Regions from separate parts of the Mus musculus genome. Here all the other regions are linked to region 3. The links are chromatin contacts, found by Hi-C or POLR2A ChIA-PET in ENCODE. All regions are on one chromosome and are shown on one strand. The core of a region is the stretch at or near the end of the contact, and the rest is flanking DNA. Distances in the headings are between cores, read along the strand shown.

Evidence for each region. Hi-C counts contacts between places; a loop is a spot of excess contacts on that map. ChIA-PET counts read pairs that join two places held with the same protein, here RNA polymerase II (POLR2A).
Region 1: POLR2A ChIA-PET joins it to region 3 with 77 read pairs in embryonic stem cell. The contact joins the promoter of Mcm6 here to the promoter of Dars in region 3. POLR2A ChIA-PET finds 5 or more read pairs at or near these places in 5 of 5 experiments (Patski and embryonic stem cell).
Region 2: a map of heart shows a loop between it and region 3 (6-fold over the local background). The contact joins the enhancer-like site here to the promoter of Dars in region 3. A Hi-C loop is called at or near these places in 3 of 37 maps with a recorded cell type or tissue (gastrocnemius and heart). POLR2A ChIA-PET finds 5 or more read pairs at or near these places in 2 of 5 experiments (both embryonic stem cell).

The regions. Positions count from the first base shown.
Region 1 is chr1:128,357,670-128,361,804 of GRCm38, reverse strand. It overlaps Mcm6 (minichromosome maintenance complex component 6), which reads left to right and starts at 2,100. Exons shown (of 17, transcript NM_008567.2): 1 at 2,100-2,346. The coding sequence starts at 2,240.
Region 2 is chr1:128,455,842-128,459,703 of GRCm38, reverse strand. No RefSeq gene overlaps it. Among named protein-coding and RNA genes, the nearest start is that of Gm23902, 32 kb to the left of the region's middle. Within about 2 kb of position 2,441, at least 2 of the 3 ENCODE cell types and tissues checked have a DNase peak (open chromatin) inside an H3K27ac peak, as active enhancers do; they include gastrocnemius and heart, where a contact is called at or near this core.
Region 3 is chr1:128,415,730-128,419,802 of GRCm38, reverse strand. It overlaps Dars (aspartyl-tRNA synthetase), which reads left to right and starts at 2,387. Exons shown (of 16, transcript NM_177445.5): 1 at 2,387-2,651. The coding sequence starts at 2,586.

The DNA of each region.
Region 1 (4,135 bases), core at 851-3,350, 58 kb after region 3:
CCCTCTCCCAGAGTAAAAGCTCAACACCACAGGGGCTGTCTCCAGTTGTCTTCCCTTGCGTAGCATTTGTGATCTGTTATTCTCCTTTCTAGAGCGTGTTCTACAACTTTGCTGATTTCTGCTGTTATTTCTAACAATATACACACATCTAAGGATTCAGAACTAGTATCCACAAACCATCCAGTCTCTCTGGAGTTGGGTTATCTGACTCAGAAAAACAGTTTTCATTTATTTATTTATTTATTTATTTATTTATTTATTTATTTATTTATCTATTTAAGGCAGGGTCTCACTTTGTAGCACTAGCTAGCTGGTCTGGAGCTTTTAAGGAAAAAAAATGTAACAAAACACACACCACACACTCACACTATCAACTAAACCTGGGCATCTGGGCACACTTGTGAAGGGTTTTCTTGGTTGGATTCTGTGACGTGAGAAGATTTACCTTAAATCTGCATCTTTTGTAATCAGAAGACCCACACCCTAAAAGCCCCGGAGTGGTTTTTGGAAGGCAAGGGCAGCTGGATCTCTTGACTTCAAGGCCAGCCTGGTCTACAAATCAGGTTCCAGGAAGCCAGGATTACTACACATAGAAATACTGGCGCACGCCTTTAATCCCAGCACTCGGGAGGCAGAGGCAGGCAGATTTCTGAGTTCGAGGACAGCCAGGGCTACACAGAGAAACCCTGTCTCGAAAAAAACAAAAAAACAAAAAAAAAAAGAAAAAAAGAAAAAGAAAAGAAATACTCTCTCTAAAAATAAAAAGGCCCATCCAATATCTGGGCCACACCTGGTGACAGCATACCTAAAATGACACAGAAGGAAGCCTTTTGTGCGTTTGCCTGCCTGTCCTCACTCTCACTGGCAAGTCCATCTATCATCCTGCTGCTGAGGCAGCAATTAATGTATTAGAACCTGTTTCTTCAGGACTCCCAACATTTAATGAAAACCTGCTAAGACATCCAGCCTTGTGGGCTGAACCACCATCTGCTTGGCGTTTTTATTGGAAGACAGCCACTGTTGAGCTAGCCAGACAACAGCCTGTATGCTAAACTTAGTAAATCCTGTGTGTGTGTCTTTATCAGTTTTGTTTCTCTAGAAAGCCCCAGGATTCTCACTCAGTGAAGGCTACATTTGGAGTTGGCAAAGGAGGGAGGGATTTGAGGCTTCAAGTCTTCAACACCTTCAATTGCAGATCTCTATAGTATATTTCCTAATAGATTATAAAAGTATTAATTTTATATACTCTGCCTGGCATTAAATTTTTAACATCCAGTAAGCCTCGAAAAAGTGACTTATTTATTCTGGTCCAGGTTTACTGTGTCCTGGAAGCCCAGGATAAAAGTGCTGGTGGTGAAACAAGTTATCAGCACTAAGCTATCAAAGTCGAGGAGGGACTGGCAATGTGGATCATTTACTAGCAAGGTAGTCCTTGTTCTACACTCAGAAGGCTTTAGGTTCAGTCCCAGCACCACGTGAACCCAGAATTCAAGGCCAGCCTGGGCTATGTGAGACCCTCTCAGTTTAAAAAAGAAAAGAAAGTCAAATGGTATGCAGATTGTCAGAATATATCTATCTCTGTCTTTTTAAGTGTATGTGTATGCACATGTGTTCTTAGAAGTCAGAAGAGGGTATCAAAGTCGCTAAGCTGGAGTTAAAGGTGGTGACTGTCTCATGTAGCTGCTAAGAAACAAGCTTGGGTCCGCTGCGGAATGAGTTACTCTCTAAGCCTTTGCTCCTGTCCTCCACCTGACTTTTAAGGGGCTCTCTCCTGTAGTTTGGTTTGCTCATACCTTACTTCCTCCAGATGCACAATTCACAGTAGGTTTAACCCTGAGTGACCAAAAACAAAACAAAAAAACCCAAAAAAGTCTATACATAAACTCTGGGGGTAAAGGGAGAGAGGGAGGGGTTAGCTCCTCAAGCCAAAACAACCAGAGGGTGGGTGCGACTACATTGCGCATGGGCAAAAGCTTCATGGCGTATGCTTTTGGCGCGAAAAGTGCGTGCGGTGGGCGGGGCTCTGTACGGAACCGCCATTGATTGGACGGGTTTGGCGCGAAGTAGCTCAGCTCCTACCCTGTTATTGGCTGAGGTGAGAGGGCGGGGCTAGCCGGAGGCGCGCGCGAAGTGGCAGCGCGGAAGGAGCTACGCGTGGAACCTGCGGCCGGGCTATCTGCAGCTGCGGACTCTCCTCCGCGGTGGTCTTCCCTCAGCAGCGCGTACTCTCGGCGCCGCCATGGACCTCGCAGCGGCCGCGGAGCCCGGCGCCGGAAGCCAGCACCCGGAGGTGCGCGACGAGGTGGCCGAGAAATGCCAGAAGCTGTTCCTAGACTTCCTGGAAGAGTGAGTGGCCTCCGGGGGCTCGCGGGCCGGGCGGAGACCGGGGCCATGTGTGCTCCGGAAGGGATGGGCCCCGGCCCGGCGGGAATCCGAAGCCTCCTCGACTCCTTTCTTCACCGCAGCGCTCCCTTGTGTCATACTGTGCTGCTTTTTCATTACGTTTCTAAAACAGGGTTTCGAACTCGCTGTGTAGCCAAAGATGATTTTGAACTTGTAATCCTCCAGCCTCCGCTTAGCTTGTGCTGGAATGACAGATGTGCACCGCCATGACTAGTTGGGGCGATGCTGGGAATGAATCCCAGCAGGACTCACGTCGCAACCCAGTGAGGCCAGAGTTTGGTTTTTTGGGAGGTGGGGGGGGGGGGGGGGGGCGTTACCTCTTGAGTAGGGTTGGGCACACAGCCCAGAACCAGGAGCTTGCAATGCAAGCAAACCTGGGCCAGCTCGTTCTAACAGGAATCTATGGCTTGATGACTGTTCAGTGAAATGAGTTCTGCCCTATATAATGAAAGAATTGTTCTAGACATCTAGCTGCCTCCTTCCCATCCCTCCCTCCGCTTCTAGCACCTAGCAGCAACCACATACCAGTGTGCTCCTTACTCTTCCGCCTCCAATAGTAAACAATTCTTTTCTTTTTCTTTTTAAAGATTATGTCAGTATATAACAAAAACTTAAGAGTTTTGACCTTTTGGGAGTGTACAACAAGCATCTTGAGGTGCATTCAACTTGTACAATGATCCCTGTTTGAAACTCTTCCAACTCTACCTACTAAATAGTTAGAGCCTCTCTAACTCTCCTAGCCTCCTGACACCTGCCACACTTCTAACATTGAACTGGATCACTATAGGTGCCTCCGATAAGTGTGTGTGGCTAATTTTGCTAGACATGCAGCTTATTGTAATCAAGGGTTTGCCTTTTAAGGCAGAATAAAATGACATGGCACGCGTATACTGGTTACCACATATTGCTGATCTAGTCGTCCTTTTGGCTCTACAGCTATCTTTTGAAGTTCTGCTATACTTAAAACTGTAAGCAGGCCAGTGTTGGGCACAAGCCAGCGGTAGACGGATCCTATGAGTTCAAGGCCAGCCTGGTCTACAAAGTGAGTTCCAGGACAGAGCTCAGGGCTACATAGAAAGTCTGGTGCTGAAAAACAAAACAAACAAAAATAACCCTCTGGAATTTAAATTCTATGTTCCAACCTTTGTAATGTTTTTGGCAGTCGGTACAGCTGCTTGTCCTTCAAAACCCAAGTCTCCTTTTGATTAAAGTCTGTGTAAACCAGCAGTTCTCAACATGTAGATCAGGATCCCTTGGGGCACATACCAGATCCATATGCACAGTATGGTCCATAACAGCAAAATTAGTTATGAAGTAGCAATGAGATGGTTTTATGGTTGGGGTCATCACACATGAGGAACTGTATTAAAGGGTCTCAGCGTTAAGGTCGAGAACCACTACTTTAGACCATTCAGGCAACAAGCAGTAGCTACTTCTTTGCCTGTGATCCCAGCAGGCCTGCTATTTTCCAGATGCCAAGGGCCTTTTCTTGGTAGCTAAGAGCTGGAGCTAAGCATAAACAGGACTTAGTTTTTAAAATAATCAACTTCCATTCACAGAGCAGCTTTGCTTTTGCTTGCAGAAGAGTCTAAATATTTCTTTTTTGTTTGTTTTTATTTTGAGACAGGGTTTCTTTGTGTAGCCCCTTCAACTCAGACATGTGCTTAACTCTGCCTCCCAAGCACTGGGGCTAAAGGTGTGCACTGTCGCCACCCAGCTATGTCTAAATTTT
Region 2 (3,862 bases), core at 1,192-3,691, 40 kb before region 3:
ATGAGCCAAGCTCTTCTAGGCAGCCAGAGAACAAAGGCAAGAGCCCATTCTTCGCTCACCACACCCTTCTCACAGTTGGGGGTAATGTCCTCTAGTGCAGGAGCATGGTGGAGTATGCCTACCCTTTTCAGACCCATGCTAACACAGCACTCCAGTACATCACATCTGTTAGAACTTTTAGACTAATCCACAATGTCTGCTTAATTTAACACACTTTCCAGACAGAGATAAGAATCTCTTGTTATGTATGACATGTTATCTGCAGATTAAAATAACTGGCCACTCAATAGCTCTGGCTCAGTCTAGTGGTTTCCATTGTCGTTCACTCCAATTCATCATACGTTGTGCTGAGACTGTATCATTTTGCAATTGTAAGTAACTAATTAATGTAGCTTAGTTGATAGAGTAATGGCTCAGCATGCACAAAGCCCTGGCTTCCATACCGAGCACCACATAGAAACCAGGGGTGGTGGCACATATCTGTAATTCCAGAGTTTAGGAGGGAGAAACAGGAGGATCAAGAACTCAAGGACAAATTCCAATGTGGTGGTGTACCTGTGCAATTCCTGTATTCCATAGTGAGAGGCAGGGGTAGATTAACCCAGAAGTTGAAGGACAAACTATCCTGGAGTACAAAGTGTGACAAAAACAGAGTCCCTGGGGCTGGAAGGATGGCTCAGAGGTTAAGACCAGTTGCAGATCTTGCAGAGCACCTGGGTTCAGTTTCTAGTACCCACATAGCAGCTCACAATGATCTGTAACTCCAGTTCCAGGGGATCCAATGCCCAGTTCTGGCCTCCTCACATGATATAAATACATAGATGCAGACAAAACCTTCATACACATGAAATAAAAATAAACAAGTCTTGAGAGAGAAAGAGGAGAGAGAGAGAGAGAGAGAGAGACTACCTTAATGAGGTAGAAAGATCGTCTCCCACATACATTAACAGTAAAATAAATAAGATACAATGTCATCCTTGGCTATACAGAGAAGTTGAGGCCAGCCTGGGATACATTCGACCCTGTCACAAAAATAAATAAGTAAGTAAGTAAATAAATAAATAAATAAATAAATAAATAAATAAATAGGTTTCAGGGAGCTGGGATTATAGCTTGATGGTAGAGCATTTCCTGGCATGTCTAAGGCCCTGGGTTCAGTCTCTAGCACAGCACATAGAACCAAATACACAATGAGGACCTAATGCCTTTGCTGAGCATAGAGACGATACGGAGTGACAAGTAGCAATTCACAGCATCCAGTTCAACGTCGCCTAGTACACATGCCTGATAGCCTGCATCCCAGAGGTACGAAGTCATCTCTCTTGGACTGAAAGCCCAGTCCAAATTCTGCACCTCTTCTTCTTACAGTAATGCAAGTGCAGTTTTCATTACAGTGTTCCAAGATGAGAGAGATACTGGATTCTCTAAGAATCCCTGAAAGCCACAGCACTGAAATCCCTGACCTACTGGATATCTGTTTGGCATCCAGACTTCTTAGAGTGTTGGTTCTCAACCTGTGGGTCTCAACCCCATTGAGGGTCACAGATCAAATATCCTGCATATCAGTATTTACATTACAATTCACCACAGTTATGAAGTAGCAATGAAAACAATAATTTTATGGTTTGGGGGTCTTTTGCATACCTAGCTAGTCTTTGCTTCCCCTCAACCAGGAGACGTTTAAAGGGAAAGGACAGCCTGCAGAGAGATAGGAGACAAAAGAGGAATGAACATGAGCAAAAGAAGGAGAGAGAAAGGTGGAGGTGGGGTGAGCTATAGCTCAGTTAGGAGAGCATGGTTATCTAACAAGCACTAGATCCTGGTCCCATTTCCAGCACCCAACAAGCTGCAAGTTGTATGGGTCTGTAATTCAACTTCCCGCTTGGGAAGTAGAGGCAGGGACATTCAAGGTCTTCTTCTGCTGCATATTGAATTTGAGGCCAGTCTTAGCTAGAGAGCCTGTCTGTCAAAAGAGAAAGAGGGAGGAGTGAAAATCAGAAAGGAATGGGGGACAGGGAGGAAGAAAAGAAGAAGAGACAGAGAGAACAAAAGGAAGGAAAGAAGGACCGTGAAGAGAGAAAGACCTCTGCAGAGGAACCCGGTGCTGAGCCCACCCGGTGTTTATCATCCCAACTGAACAGGTCCTAAGGATGGCTTTTCAAGACTCGCTTTCATATCAGCGCTGTGTGATACCTGGAGTAGAGACAAGCCGAGTGGGAAGACAGTATCCCACAGAGCCCAATAGAAGATTCCCACTGGAGTTTGTTTGTCCTATATTTTATACACAGGAATTTAAGACAATATAACTCCTTCCTTTCAAAACAAGCAGTTTTCCCTTCTGGCCACCGCAGCATTAACACAATTGTTAACCCTGGCATGCCTCGTGGTCCCGGGAGCCCGCCGCCTCCCCCTTCCTCGGGACTCTGGGAGCTTCCTCTGCTCGCTGTGTGTGTTCTAAGAGTTTGCCTGCACTCTGCCTGTTTATAGCACAGGAGCAGGAAGAAACAAAGCAATTGTGAGGCTTGTTGAGAAGCTGTTCGTATGATATTAAAGGTGACCTTGCCACTTATGTTTCTATTTATTCTACTTCCTTCCAAGCCGGGGCAAATCCTTCCCTTCCGAGTTGGAGCGGCGCTCTTTGGATAGCAGTCTGTGGGAACAGAGAGGCGTTCAGGCCCTCAGAGGTTATTCATTACAGTATCTGGAGTATAGCGTTTCCTATTCACTCCCGGTCCGGTCTGTTAAGTGACTGTTGCTTGGCAGAAGGAAAGGGAGGCTTTGGTGAGAAGCAGTTTTTGTTGTTGTTTACCTCCAAACGCTTTAATGAGGTTTAATCTTAGCGTAGTAAGGAACTTCCAAAAAATAAAATAAAATAAAATAAAATAAAATAAAATAAAAAGTAGGCATGCATAAAAGAATACCTGTGTATGGCATACATGTCTGTGTGTGTACACAGGTGCACCTGAGCAGGTGTGGCAAGCCAAGAGTGACGCTGGGTATCATCCACGGTTATTCTCGTCCTCAGAGTCAGCAGGACAGACAAGCCAGTGAGATTCCACCTGTCTCTGCCTCCCCAGTGCTGGGGTTCCAGGCAAGCACGACCACTACACTCGACTCTTTATGAGGGTCCTGGAGATCTGAACCCAGGACCTCAGGCTTGATTGTCGGGCACTTTACAGACCCATCTCAGAACACAAATAGACGCGTCATATACACAGCAGAAGCCAAATGGCACGTGCTCTCCATATTTGTGTGAGAACGTCATTTGTGAAGTTGACCGTGGTGTCTGTTAGAATAGGAGCCAAAGTTCAATCTGGAGTTAGCTGGCTATGCTGGGATTTTGCGTTGCAGTTTGTTGCATCTTTTTTTTTTTTTTTTTTTTTTTTTTTTTCCGGGAAGTAGAGGCATTTCCTGAAGGATGAAGGAGCTTAGCAGGTGCATTGCTAAGTATAGATGCAGAGGTACAGGTTGTGCTAGATAGGGGCAAAACAAGCCTTAGCAAGACGTGAGCTTGACGATTTTGGACAGTTGCTTCAGCTGTCTGGCTTTATAACTACGTCACTGAAGGTGTCAAGGTAGCTGTACTATCAACACAAGTGGAGTGTTTGCTGCATAGTGACTTAGGGAACATATAAATCAATGTGTGTTGTTAAATCGGCCCTAATCGCTTTTTCTCCACTGAAAACATCTTTCTCAAGCTGGAGGAAATGGCTTAGTAAGAACACTTGCTGTGCAAGCATGAAGAACGTGAAGAGTTTGATTCCCCGGGACTAATGTAAATGCCAGTCATAGCCAAGCATGCCTACAACCCCAGTGCAGAGGACTGGAGACAAGCGAAGTCCAGACAAGCTCACTGGCTAAC
Region 3 (4,073 bases), core at 1,138-3,637:
TTACTGTATCCCTTTATAAAGCCTGTGTCTTCACAACTTGTTCTCTTTCTCCTCCATCCTTGCTCAAAGGCTGTCTTTGTATACCCTCCCCCAAGCCCCACTAAATCTCTTGAGTGAGGTCTGTTGCATGTGTGACTTTATGGCATTCCTTGGCCCCAATCTGCCAAGATGCTCTTCTGCTGAGAAACCCCAACTACTGACACTTGGGAGACCTCAGGAGTATAGCGTGTGTCCATTGATGTAGCTAGCAAATGCTTTTCTTCTGTTAGGTGAGAAAGCAAGAGCACATATTGTTAGAAATAAGTTCAGGAACACAGAGAAAGACATGACCAGTCCAACCGAAGTATCTGGACAAGGCAAACTTGACTCTTGATCAAAGGGTATCCTCTGAAGAGCAAACATCCCAACACAGGAAGTACATTTGGTTTTTATTTTACCTCAGCTGTGTCTTTTCCCCATTGGCTGGGGTCCGACCTCACAGTCTTATTCAGTTGGCTAGTCTGCAAAGAACTGGTGCACAGGAAATGGAAGAAGCAGGAAGGGGTCACTGCTCCAAGGAGAAAAGGGTCACTGTTCCAGGCCATTGAATTCCTAGTCTAGAGCATGGAGCCTTTGTGTAAACAAAGGTTTTACTGGGTAGGGAACTAAAGCATTTTCATAAGTCTTGTAAGGAAAGGGAGATAAACAGATTTGAATTCCTGGTTTTAAACACAAGTTTTACAGTATTCGATAGAAAAAGTCATAGTTGATATTTCTTACACATATTTACATCGTTACTCCAAAGTTATGACCTAAATAAGAATATTCTATCAAAGCAAAGGAGCACAGTAAGACATATGCAGGAAAACAACAAGAAACAAACAAACAAAAGGAGTCTTGTGGACACACTGAAATATGACAATTCCACCCTACCAAATGACAATAGAATTTATATGTTGCCTTCTGTCGATCAGGGCATACATTAGTACTAAGGCTAAGAGAATAAATACTTCTTTTAGAAATGGAGCCAATTCAGATGCTTTCTGCATTGGAATCCCTTGACTATAATGGAATGTGCTATTGACCATAAGTATTCACTATCATTCCCTAAGGAATGAATACATTCTTCTGTTTTGAGCAAACAGTAGCAGATTAAGATGTGTCTCTTCTCGGCAGTCAGCCTGCGTCAAGTAGAAAGATCAGCTCAGGATCCTGGCCAGAACCATCAGTAATCATTTTATTGCCAATGGTTTATATAACGCTTAGCACAAAGCACATATTTATAACCACTGATGAGTTAATTGAACCATATTTTCCCCCACCTATAACTACATAGTAAACTACACTTCTGGAGCCACCATATCTATCTTACCTGGATTCCAGATCTAAGTAAAATCTTACCTGGATTCCAGATCTAAGTAAAGTTATTCCCAGAGAGCTTTCATTTGAGGGGATAAGGTAGGGTTGGGGAGGAGGGTCCAATTGTATCCTGTTAACAAGTATTGACCATGACATTTTATGTCAAGATAAGACACTACAGACAGCTAAAATGTGACAAAGACGGCTAAAGCTTGTGTCCAGCACCGGAAGTAGTATGTAATCAAGTCTTCAAATTTCATCCCAACAAACTTTTCCTTCTTGGTTGTTGTTTTAAGATAGAGTCTCACTACGCAAACAAGGCTGGCCTCTGCTTCCTGAGTGCTGTTAACTGCAGGCCCGAATTACCAAAGCCCACATTCAATAAAAACGACAGCATTTTTCAAAAGTCTAATTTAGGGAAGATTCACCCATTAGACAACCAACACTATACTATGCATTGCCTTTCACAACACAACAAGTCAAGGAAAACCTGTAGGCTATTGCTTTTAAAACAGTACTCCATCCTGCCTTAGGAGCCTACCTGCCTACCTCTAACACAGCATCCTGCCTTCCCACACAGAGCAGGTTGCCCAGAGACCTCCTCTGACCCAAGAGACAGGCTTCCACAGGGCAGTGAAGGCATCAATTCCAAAAGCGGAGATCCCAGCTGGCAGGACGCGAGACAAGCTGTCTGCCAGGGAGGGTGAAACAATGATACTCACCCCACCCCCAACTCCCTGTCTCTAAATATACAAGTAAGCAAGCTCGTGGTGTTTCACACTCTTAATCCCAGCACTCAGGGAGCAGAGGCAGGAGGATCCTCGTGAGTTCCAGGCCAGACAGCATTACACAGACCCTGTCTTTAAAATAATTAGAATTAAATTTAAAAAGAGGGACTCTGGGAGCAAGGGGAAGACAATTAACTGGAATGAAGTTAGACCAAGAGGGTAGGTATGTCAAGAGGCTCTGCAGGGAAGATTCCTCGGAGCCTATCCTGCGAGACCACACCCACTTCTGGGCCACGCCCCATGACTCCCGTGGGCGGGGCAGAGGGAGGAGCTGGCGGCGGCGCGCGAGAGCTCGCTGTGGCTCTCGCGATATTTCCGAAGCCAAGGTTCCACGCGGAGACTGGGGGCTTAGAACCCGGGCTGGGAGGGCGAGACTGTGCGGGAGGGAGCCGCTTCTTAGCCTGTCCTACGGAAGCCTGCGAGGGAGGGTGGTATCCACTCCCCAAATCCAGTGTCCTGATGCCCAGCACCAACGCCAGCCGTAAGGGTCAGGAGAAGCCGCGGGAGATCGTGGACGCGGCGGAAGTGGGTTTCCTCCTTTCCCCCCGGGTCGGGGAGTGCGCTGAGGGAGGGAGTGGGGCGATCCGGGCGCCGCTTCCGTAGCTCCCGTCAGCGCTTTACTCGCAGGCCGCGGCGTGGGGTGTCGCGTCGCAGGCCAGTGCTCCCGAGGACCCCAGGGGCCGTGCCTGGGCTCGCGGCCTCAACTACTCGGGACTGTTAACTCTTGGGACCGTGGCCTGGAAGAACCGTGTTCCTGGGGGTGGGGGGACAGGCAAACGTGGGCGCTCGCGGAACCGGAAGTAGCTGCGGCGAGGTTCACTCGAGCCTTCCTAGGTTAGCACGTCCTGCACGGAACACACCAGCCCAGTCCCCGGACATTTCTGATAAAGCACCACTAATCGATACCCTCAGCCCTCATAATGTTCTGGCCAGTAAAGACAGCCCTTTGCAGCACGAGCTGCCAGTGTATTTAATGACTTTTCCTTGTGACAGCTGCCAACACGTGTTATCTTGGTTTCCTTTCTCAGTGACTCTGTGAGGTAGGGTAGTGCAATTCCCAGAGATAACCCTCAGTGATCCATAGCACTTTGCAGAAGTCAAGGTTTGAAATCCTCTAAGTTAGGTGTTTGTAGTAATACTTAAGTCTTAATCTTTTCCTGGCTCCTAATTTTTTGGTGGAGGAATTCAGCATTTGCTAACTACATCATAACTCAGAATAATAAGTTACTATTTAGTTCTGCTGAAATGTGAGTACTAAATAGAAACAATAACACTTTTTTTTCTTATTTTCACCCCCCTTTGGTTCAAATGCACCACCTATTTATGGCACATACCATTATGTGACAGTTCTCTCATATTGAAGAAACAATTTCAACAAGAGAATGTAGAAGAACAGAAACTGTTTCAGACATCTTTCAAAACTACCTTGTTAAAAAAAAATTTAAGGAAATTATTTTTGTGTGTTAGTGTGTCTAATTGTATAAATTATCAACACACCATTGTAAGTAGTATAGGTATAAGATACAGTATATGGTAGACATTATAATAGAGTTCTATAAATAAATGGAAGGAACTTAAGAACATTGTAGAGGTAAGGTAAGATAAAATGAAAGACTACGTAACTGTTTAATAAGTGTAGTTTATAGCCTGAACTTCAGCTCCTCTTCCTAACTTACTCCATGAAATTTGATAATATTGCCATTCTCAAACTATGTAACCTGTTATTAGTTGTAGAAATAGGAGGCAGGTGAATTTTCTGGTCGTGTTTTACAAAAGGAAAGTTGTAGTTAGCGTGTATCAAACAGCTCCGATTTCTAACAAGTGAACATCTGGTGCTCAGAAACCTTACCCAAAGCGTTGGTTCTCTTTGAACACCTCTTCCTGTGATAGGAAGTTAATAAAACTGTAGGACTTCATCTTACTCCCTTCACAGGGCAAATTTATATC